Regions from separate parts of the Homo sapiens genome. Here region 2 is linked to region 1. Evidence: chromatin contacts called from ENCODE Hi-C data. All regions are on one chromosome and are shown on one strand. Each heading gives the region's core, a stretch centred on a gene start or an enhancer-like site at or near the end of the contact. The rest is flanking DNA. Distances are from core to core; before and after follow the strand shown.

The links. Hi-C counts contacts between places; a loop is a spot of excess contacts on that map. Pooled maps may share reads with other maps.
Region 2: a loop to region 1 is called in a map of left cardiac atrium, with 2.9 times the contacts of the local background. The contact joins the promoter of KRTAP21-3 here to the promoter of KRTAP15-1 in region 1. A Hi-C loop is called at or near these places in 28 of 168 maps with a recorded cell type or tissue (PC-3, Right ventricle myocardium inferior, Right ventricle myocardium superior and 9 more) and 13 of 50 pooled maps.

What each region holds. Positions count from the first base shown.
Region 1 is chr21:30,438,246-30,442,739 of GRCh38, reverse strand. KRTAP15-1 (keratin associated protein 15-1) reads right to left here and starts at 2,465. Exons shown (of 1, transcript NM_181623.3): 1 at 1,871-2,465. The coding sequence starts at 2,412. The coding sequence ends at 1,999. The region is part of intron 3 of LOC105372772 (a long non-coding RNA gene); the gene reads left to right.
Region 2 is chr21:30,716,207-30,720,700 of GRCh38, reverse strand. It overlaps KRTAP21-3 (keratin associated protein 21-3), which reads left to right and starts at 1,924. Exons shown (of 1, transcript NM_001164435.1): 1 at 1,924-2,176. The coding sequence starts at 1,942. The coding sequence ends at 2,118. The region is part of intron 2 of LOC105372773 (a long non-coding RNA gene); the gene reads left to right.

The DNA.
Region 1 (4,494 bases), core at 1,216-3,715:
ACTTAGGATCAGAATAAATATCATGAAGATGGAAGCTATGCAAATGTACCTCTTAAATCTTCTGCTTCAGGGAGCATTACTGACTGATTGACAGCTACAGCAGTTGGTCTTTGAATCTACCATCACTTCTGTGCCAAGGTTGTGCTGTCATCCATTCTTGTTAGTAAATACTCTTGGCAAGGATGCTAAGGCAGGCCCATTTTGGTGATATGTAAGGCTCCTTTGATGGGTGACTTGCCAAAACTTTCTTAGAATTGCCCTAAAGGAGTTTCTTTTTTTTTCTTATCTTTTCTTTTCTTTTCTTTTTTTTTTTTTGAGACGGAGTCTCGCTCTGTCGCCCAGGCCGGAGTGCAGTGGCACTGTCTTGGCTCACTGCAAGCTCTGCCTCCCGGGTTCACGCCATTCTCCTGCCTCAGCCTCCCGAGTAGCTGGGACTACAGGCACCCGCCACCAGGCCCGGCTAATTTTTTGTATTTTTAGTAGAGACGGGGTTTCACCGTGTTAGCCAGGGTGGTCTCGATCTCCTGACCTCGCGATCCACCCGCCTCGGCCTCCCAAAGCGCTGGGATCACAGGCATGAGCCACCACGCCCGATGGGGAGTTTCTTAAAGAAGTTTCTTCTAGACCAAACTTAGTTCCCTCTGTCCTTCACTGAGGCTAGACATACTCCACAGTAGTATGGCTCTCCCAGACCTCTCCAACTACCTCCCCATTATCTATCACTGGCATTTTCACCAATAAATCTTTTTTATGTTTAATCCCATTTGGCAGCTGCTTTTCAAGGGACTGCAATGGACACAATAGATCAGTAAGATTTGTTATTCTAAAATTAAGTGTAACTTATTTACTCTATTTTCAATAATGGGTTTATATTATTTTCTCTGAGTGTTTTTGAAGTTCTTCTTTGTGTTCCCACTGAATCTTGTCTTCACCCCATTATTCCATTTGCCATATAAGTTATAATTGTATTTGTGGGAACTTCCTGAAGCAGAGAATTTGTGTCTTTGTTCAGCGTAATGCTTGGTATATAATAGGACCTCAATAAATTTTTTTTCAATGAAAGACTAAAACAAAATTTTCTGAAGCAAATATATAAAAAATGCACTTATGAGGGGATTTAAATCTCTTAAAACATGTGATAGGTTATATATTTAAATTTTCTTTGCACTTTGTTTTCTATTCAACAAAATATCAATAAAACATATGAAACAAACAAAAAGTGTACCTAAGGAAGACAGTTGAAGATATGGGATGAATTCACTAAATGTATCATTTTTACTTATTTATTTATTTATTTTTTGACACAGAGTCCCACTTTGTTGCCCAGGCTGGAGTGTAGTGGCATGATCTCAGCTGACTACAACCTCCGTCTCTCAGATTCAAGTGATTCGCCTGCCTCAGCCTCCTGAGTAGCTGGGATTATAGGTGCACACCAGGCCTTGCTAATTTTTGTATTTTTAGTAGAAATGGGTTTTCACTGTGTTGGCCAGGATGGCCTCAAACTCTTGACCTAAAGTGATCCGCCAGCCTCAGTCTCCCAAAGTGCTGGGATTACAGGTGTGAGCCATCATGCCCAGCCTAAGTGTATTGTATTAACAAAATAAAATGGAATGCCAGAATTCATGCCAAAGAAATAAGCTTATTTAAAATATTGTAACTATTTGAAATATATTTGAGTGGAAGAGTTCTGGGAAAATAATGAGAGAAGGATTTTAGAAAGATGATAACAGAAATGATCCTGAGCATTGGCACAAAAATTGAAATTCAAGATATATCTCCTGTCAGATTTAGGAAGGGTCCTAGGTCAAGATTAATTTGTCCGTGTTCAATCATATACTTCCAAGAGGGCTAGGATGCTGAGTCCTACTGATGTAGATGGTCAACAATCACAGATATTGGACAGGCTGAGTGTTGCAGTTCCATAGAGTACAGAAATAATCATGAGAGAATGGAGAATATTCAGTAAGATGATCCAAAAAGGCGAGACCCAAAGGCTGGTTAGTAACAAGTTGCCTGGAAATTCCTGGATGAAAAGGTAGTTGGGTGGTAGAAGCTGGACCCACAGTCCAGAGATTGGAAGCCAGTGCTTCCACAACCAAGAGATCCAAGGCCAGTGTTTCCACATCCAAGGGATCTTATGTAGTTAGTCTGGCGGGGACTGCAGAAGATGGAATTCTTTGGGCAGTAACAGGATGTCTGATAGGATCTGGCCAAAGTGCAGGATGTCTGGCAGCTGGTGGGCTCACAGTAGGTCTCCTGACAGCCATTGTAGAGAGAGGAGCCCAGTTGGCAGGTATTTGGAGAATAGATGGCATTGCTGGGGTAGAACAAATTATAAGTGGAAACTGGATACCTCAGGTAACTTCCAAAACAGCAGGAGGAGAAGTTTCCAGAGCTGCAGTTGTAAGACATGTTAACAGGAGTTCTGAGCTCAGGTGATTTGCAGTGAGGAGCGTGTGTGTGTGAATGTTACCTTCTATACTGGACACTGACATACTCTAGCAATAGGTGTAGTCACAAGTGCCCATTCTAATGAGAACACTTAATTAGGCTGCAGTCAAAATGAAATATATTAACACTCAAAGAATTTTATTTATGAACGTAGACTTCTACATGAAAGAATTTCATTAGTTTTTCAAAGCAATTGTTCATGAAACAAAAATGCCATTTCTCATTCATCTTGCTTAGGTAGAATGAAAACCACCATAATTGTACCTATAAGACTGATGCTTCAAAGGGTCGGGCGCGGAGGCTCACACTTGTAATTCCAGCACTTTGGGAGGCTGAGGCAGGCATATCACGAGGTCAGGAGTTCCAGACCAGCCTGACCAACATGGTGAAACTCCGTCTCTACTAAAAATACAAAAATTAGCCGGGCATGGTGGTGGGCGGCTGTAATCCCAGCTACTCAGGAGGCTGAGGCAGGAGAATTGCTTGAACCCGGGAGGCGGAGTTTGCAGTGAGCCGAGATCGTACCACTGCACTCCAGCCTGGGAGACAGAGCAAGATTCCATCTCCAAAACAAACAAACAAACAAAGAAACAAAAAAACAAAGAAAAAAACTTGATGCTTCATTCATCCTGTCCTTCTAGAAATTGGATCAAACGGCTAAGACACTGAGAGTTCTGGTATTTGTAAAGATCTGAAAAATACCTTGTAATCTGGAAGGGACTTTGATCTTGCTCCAATTTTATAAATTCAATTGAGAACAGAAAAAAAATTTCAATATCTATTCCTTCTTTCAATTCTTTGAACCATTAGAAGAAATAACCCAATAACAATCCTTATTTGGTAGACATGCTAAATGAGTGCCTAACATATTTAAGTTTAGATTTCTTATAACACAAGTAGCTAAGTCACTCTTGTGCACATGAAGAGTTAAGAATGAAGGGTGAAATTTTTGAACAAGTGCTTTGAAGTTTACATTGTAAAACTACTAAAGAAATCCCTTACTCAAAGGTTGATTTGCTTCTTCATAGAAGTCATCAATAAGTTTGATTATAAAAAACCGTTTATCCCCATAAGGTATAAGTAATTTTTGGTCATGTTGATGTTACTGAGAGGAAAATAATAAGCACTATAAGTAAAATGTAAATCGTTAATCTTTTCCTTTCTTTTCTCTCAGAGGGTGACATTTTTACCAGAGAGGGAAAAGAAAAGCAAGAAATGAGGGAAATGTCTATCCCATGTAGTATTCACAGAAAGATAAAATATGTAAAGAATTCATAGTAACAAATGACTTTATAAATTGAAATAAAGGGGTGGGAAGGATACATGATGATAATGTGTAATTGAGAGTGAATGCCTTTGTGACCTCTGATGTATCAGCTGACATATATATTCTGCCTAGAGTACTAGAGTAATGAGGATTTTTCTGGATTCGCTCAGAAAGTTCATCAGAGCAAACTGTAAATAGATATATGGCACGGATGCAGGAAATGCCTTAACCTGTGGGAATGGGCAAACCTCTTAAGACATCCATCTTCAGAACTGATGTATTCTACAATGGAAGTGAACTGAGACTCCCTTCTATGAAGAATCAGGATTACTAGGTAAAAGTTTTAGGGGAAGATTCAGCTAAAAATCTAAAATGAGTTGCTCTTGCAATTAATGATATTTCCATACTGAGGGCCCTGGGAAAATCTAATTAGGATGTTGTAAGTGGAATTCCAATCTGACAGGAGGCTGGAGATAATTGCTCAACTTCCTTCCAAATTGTAGACTTTATAAGTCTAAACTTTTGAGGAGACAAATTGATCTCCAATCATGTTTCATTTATTAAGTAACATAGTTTGTTCTGTGTTTCTGGAATAAACAATTCTTATTTATTAGGCTTCTCAATTATTAATAGCCAAAAAGCATTCTAGTAGATTCCAAATCTTCCTGTTGTGTTTGTCAATAAAATATTGAATATCAAAATAGCCACACAAATATTTAGCCCGCCTAAATTGAAGTTGCTTTCTTGTTTTAATGTCATCCATTCCTATATAAGCA
Region 2 (4,494 bases), core at 675-3,174, 280 kb before region 1:
GCTGAGGCAGGAGAATGGCGTGAACCCGGGAAGCGGAGCTTGCAGTGAGCCGAGATTGCGCCACTGCAGTCCGCAGTCCGGCCTGGGCGACAGAGCGAGACTCCGTCTCAAAAAAAAAAAAAAAAAAAAAAAAAAGATGACCTGTTTGACTTAATGTGGCCTATTTGCTTGTGCTGTATAAAAACGCCAACAGTCTCTTTAGTGATTTGGAAACTTGAACACTCATAAGATTTTCATATTTGAACATATACTCTAAGACGATAACTTTCAAAAGAACTTAAAAGTTATTTCTCAACTTAAAAAGTTATTTTGTTACACAAATATGTTAGTTTATTGAAGAATGTCAAGCTGGTTTTCTTTACACAGTTGTCCTCCTAAGGATAATTAAAATGCTATCATGGCGTTCCAGTTTGTACTCCTACTACAATACCTGGCATTTAGGTGCAAGTAAAACTTACAGCGCATATGTAAATTGTGAATACTCTGAAGGTGTTTTTATTTTATAGTGTTTGATAGCACATTTTAAAATCTTGGAAACTCTATTTCTTGGAATACATTTTAATACCTCCCAGTCCTAGTGTTCCTGGAAACATAATTGGAAAATAAAATGCCACAAATTCAATGCAACCATGGCTAGTGCTCAAGGAAAGATCTTTGCTCAAGAGAATAATTTAGCAAATAATGGTTTCGAAGAAATAGGACATTACTAAGTACACTGGATAAATGGTTGTGATTTCTGTATCTCAAAATATTGAGCTGATTATGCCATTAATTTGCTCAAAATCTTCTCTGGTTCTCCATTACCTTTAGAATGAATTCCACACTTTTTACCTTAATATTCAAAGCTCTTTATTATTTGGCCCCAGTTTATTATACTTTTTTAAAATCTATTTTATTCCCTAAAGAAAAAAAGAAATTCCTGCCTTCACAGATATCCTATATTCCAGTGAGAAAAACAGTCAACAAAATTAGTAAAATGCAAGTCTATCATATGGTGATAAATGGCTTGATAAATGCTAAGTAGAGAATAAAGATATATCTGTGGGAGGGTGCTAGCTATAAATAATACTGTTCAGGGAGGGCCTCCTTGAGTGACATTTGAACACACTCTGATGGCAATGAGGGAATGAGTCATAGATATGGGTGTTAAATTGTAAAAACTGCAGGTGAAAGCCCAGCATGGATGAAGGCCCTAAGTGGACCTGGTCTGGATTGTTTTGAGGTCTATTTCATAGGATTTCTCTTTCCTTTTTCTCTAACCGCATCAATCTGAGACTTTTTTTGTGTAAATGTTTCTCTTCCTTACTAAGCTGGGAGTTCATTGAAGGTCTGTTCTTGGTCTTATTTATGTTTTTCATTTTTATTTTTATGTTATTTTCAGCAGTGCCTACTGTCATGTTCTGTTTTTTAGGAAAGTTCTCAATAAATTCTAATATTATAGAATTGAACGCATGTTTCTCAATTTAGCCTTCCTATGCCTATCCTCTCCTGAGTAGTACAGTTGTGGATTGGATGGTAATACTGGTGGCACCTGAAAAGGTAGGAATCACTAAGCCCCTTCCTTTCTCTAGGAGGCTGGGGATGGGGATTCTCAATGTTTTGGGTTAGAGCTGAGGGAAGTACTTCCCTGCAAGATTTAGCATCATGATATTTGTGGAGTGTACATTTGGGGCTCACTGAGAACATGTATACAGAGTGTACAAATTACTTTTTACAGTCTATGATTAACTTGCAGGAATTAAATGAAGGTCTAAAATGAGAGGCTTTCTTAGGACACAGAATAAAACAACAACAAGCTTGTTAAATATAAATTCTTGTGGGAATGAGAAGGCAAAGTAGGGATGGCACACACTTTGCAGACCTCTTATTATATAGAAAGATCCCAAGGGTTCCAAACTCCAGAAATGCTGTTACCTGGCTGAATTCTCATCTCCTGACACTATGTATTTCAATTACAAAAGTGTGTGTGGGAGCTGTGGATTTGGCTCTTGCTATGGTTGTGGGTATGGCTGTATACACAGCACCCACTGTGGCTGTAACGGTTATTATGGTTGTTATGAAAATAAATATTCTGTTATAGATGATCTGATATTTTTTGCTTCTAAGAAATGCCATTGAGCATTGTTTCTTATTTAGTTTCTCAAAGATCTGTTCTGCTTTAATCACCTTCAATCCTGATAGTTCTCCGTTAGAGAAAAATGACTCATCTGGTGAAAACTCCATTTGTCTTCAAAGTACCTGTTAGTCATAGACATAATGTGGTTTCACTGAGAGATGGAAAATATGACTATTTTGAAATTTTGAAAAATATAAAATGCTCTTTGTGTGCGTGTGTGAGTCAACACCAATTTGGGGCATGTTTTACCCCCTTGAAAGCCAGACCACTATGTAGATTAGTTGATCCTTAGCTTCTTAGAAATTTCTTCTTAACTTTCAATAACTCTTTTTCTCTTTATCTTTTCTACTCTACATAAAACTTGAGTTATTTAATTGTCAGTATCCACCACATATTTAATATTAAATAAATATGTACCTGTTAATTAGATATACTTCTAAATATACAAAATGAAGAAAGGAAGTGGAATGATATCATCCTTAGTGTAGAATAGTAGATTATTATCAGCCAAAGAAAAGGGAGGAGGAGAGAGAATCACTGAAACATTTTTTTTTTTTTTCGAGATGGAGTCTCGCTCTGTCACCCAGGCTGGAGTGCAGTGGCGCGATCTTGGCTCACTGCAACCTCCGCCTCCCAGGTTCAAGTGATTCTCCTGCTTCAGCCTCCCAAGTAGCTGGGATTGAGGCACCCGCCACCGCGCCTGGCTAATTTTTGTATTTTTAGTAGAGACGGGGTTTCACCATGTTGGCCAGGCTGGTCTCGAACTCCTGACCTTATAATCCACCCGCCTTGGCTACACACACACACACACACACACACACACGAACACAATGATTCTAATTCTAATTCCGTCGGCCTTTTCTCAAACATTCTCATAGACAGTTCTGTCACTTTTTTTGGGATTCTGGTTAATATGAACTCCTTAGGAGACTTTGCCTAACATTCCACTTGAAATAGAAATGACATTCTTACACTATTTCCCTGTTCATCACCTTGCATCTACTTCTCCTCTTCCTCCTCTTCTCCCTTCTCCTCCTCCTTCTACTTCTCCTCATATCTTTCTCTCTCTCAAAATCAAAGTCAAAAATCAGTTGTTTTTTTCTTCAGTTATATTTGTTACATAATTATAAAATTATTTAAGAAAGCCCGGTGACAGAGTGAGACTCATCTAAAAAAAAAAAAAATTCCTGACTCCATTCCTGTGGTGGCGAAGGAATTGCTCTATGAGACTGCTATGTATGATAAAGTGAGTCTAGGACTATTTATATGGGGATATCAAACAATTCTCCTCTATGGCAAAGTGTAGTCACAACATTTCTCTTTCTTAAAAAGCACAGGCTTTGGGGCAACAGAGAGTGACATTAGATGCCAATGTTCCCATTCCTAGCTGTGCATGTGTCAGAAAACTTCTTAATCTTCATATTTCATAAGTCTCCTCTTCCATTCAAACAAAAAGGTTATAAACACTGATGTCAGAGGACTGTTGCCATAGTTAATGAGATAGTATACTTAGCATGTAGCATGATACGTAATAATAGGATTTTGTTTTTGTTGGCAAATGACTCCTTATGTATGTTGTTTTGCAGCAAACAATGTAATGCTTCATCTATGCTAACTTTTGAGAGGTAGCAGCCTCCAAATTAAGTCATCTGATTTTATTATTCTTTCCTTTTTTTTTTTTTTTTTTGGTCTCATGCTTTTGTTGGAATTCATGGAGTACATAAAAATTACTAGAGCAACCGAACTCTAAGGATTTCCCTGTTTTTATTTAGCTCTTACTTTTTTTTTTTTTTTTTTTCTCTTTCTGAGACAGAGTCTTGCTCTGTCACCCAGGCTGGAGTGCAGTGGTGTGATCTCCGCTCACTGCAACCTCTGCCTCTCGGGTTCAAGCAATTCTCCTGCCTCAGCCTCCTGAGTAGCTGGGATTACAGGCACCTGCCACCATGCCAGGCTAATTTTTGTATTTTTGTTAGAGACAGTTTCCCCATGTTTGGCCAGGGTGGTCTCGAACTCCTGACTTTTAGTGATCTGCCTGCCTCTGCCTCCCAAAGTGCTGGAATTACAGGTGTGAGCCACCACACCTGGCCTGTTTTTACTTAGTTCTAAATATACAGATACTTAGAAGCATGTGTGAGATTTTAAATTTTAGTAGTTAGAAATTACTTGGAGTTATTTTGGTTTTCTTATTTAAAAAATAATATATATCAAAATAATATGTATATTCATTTTACTTAAGAACAAAAAGGATAACATCATCTCACACTACATATGTGCTGTATCATCTTCACTCATAGGCTTCATGTAGTCCTCTAACCTCTACTGAACTCTATTTGAGAACTTCATCATAGAAAAAGTAATAACTTTAGAATCTTGACTGC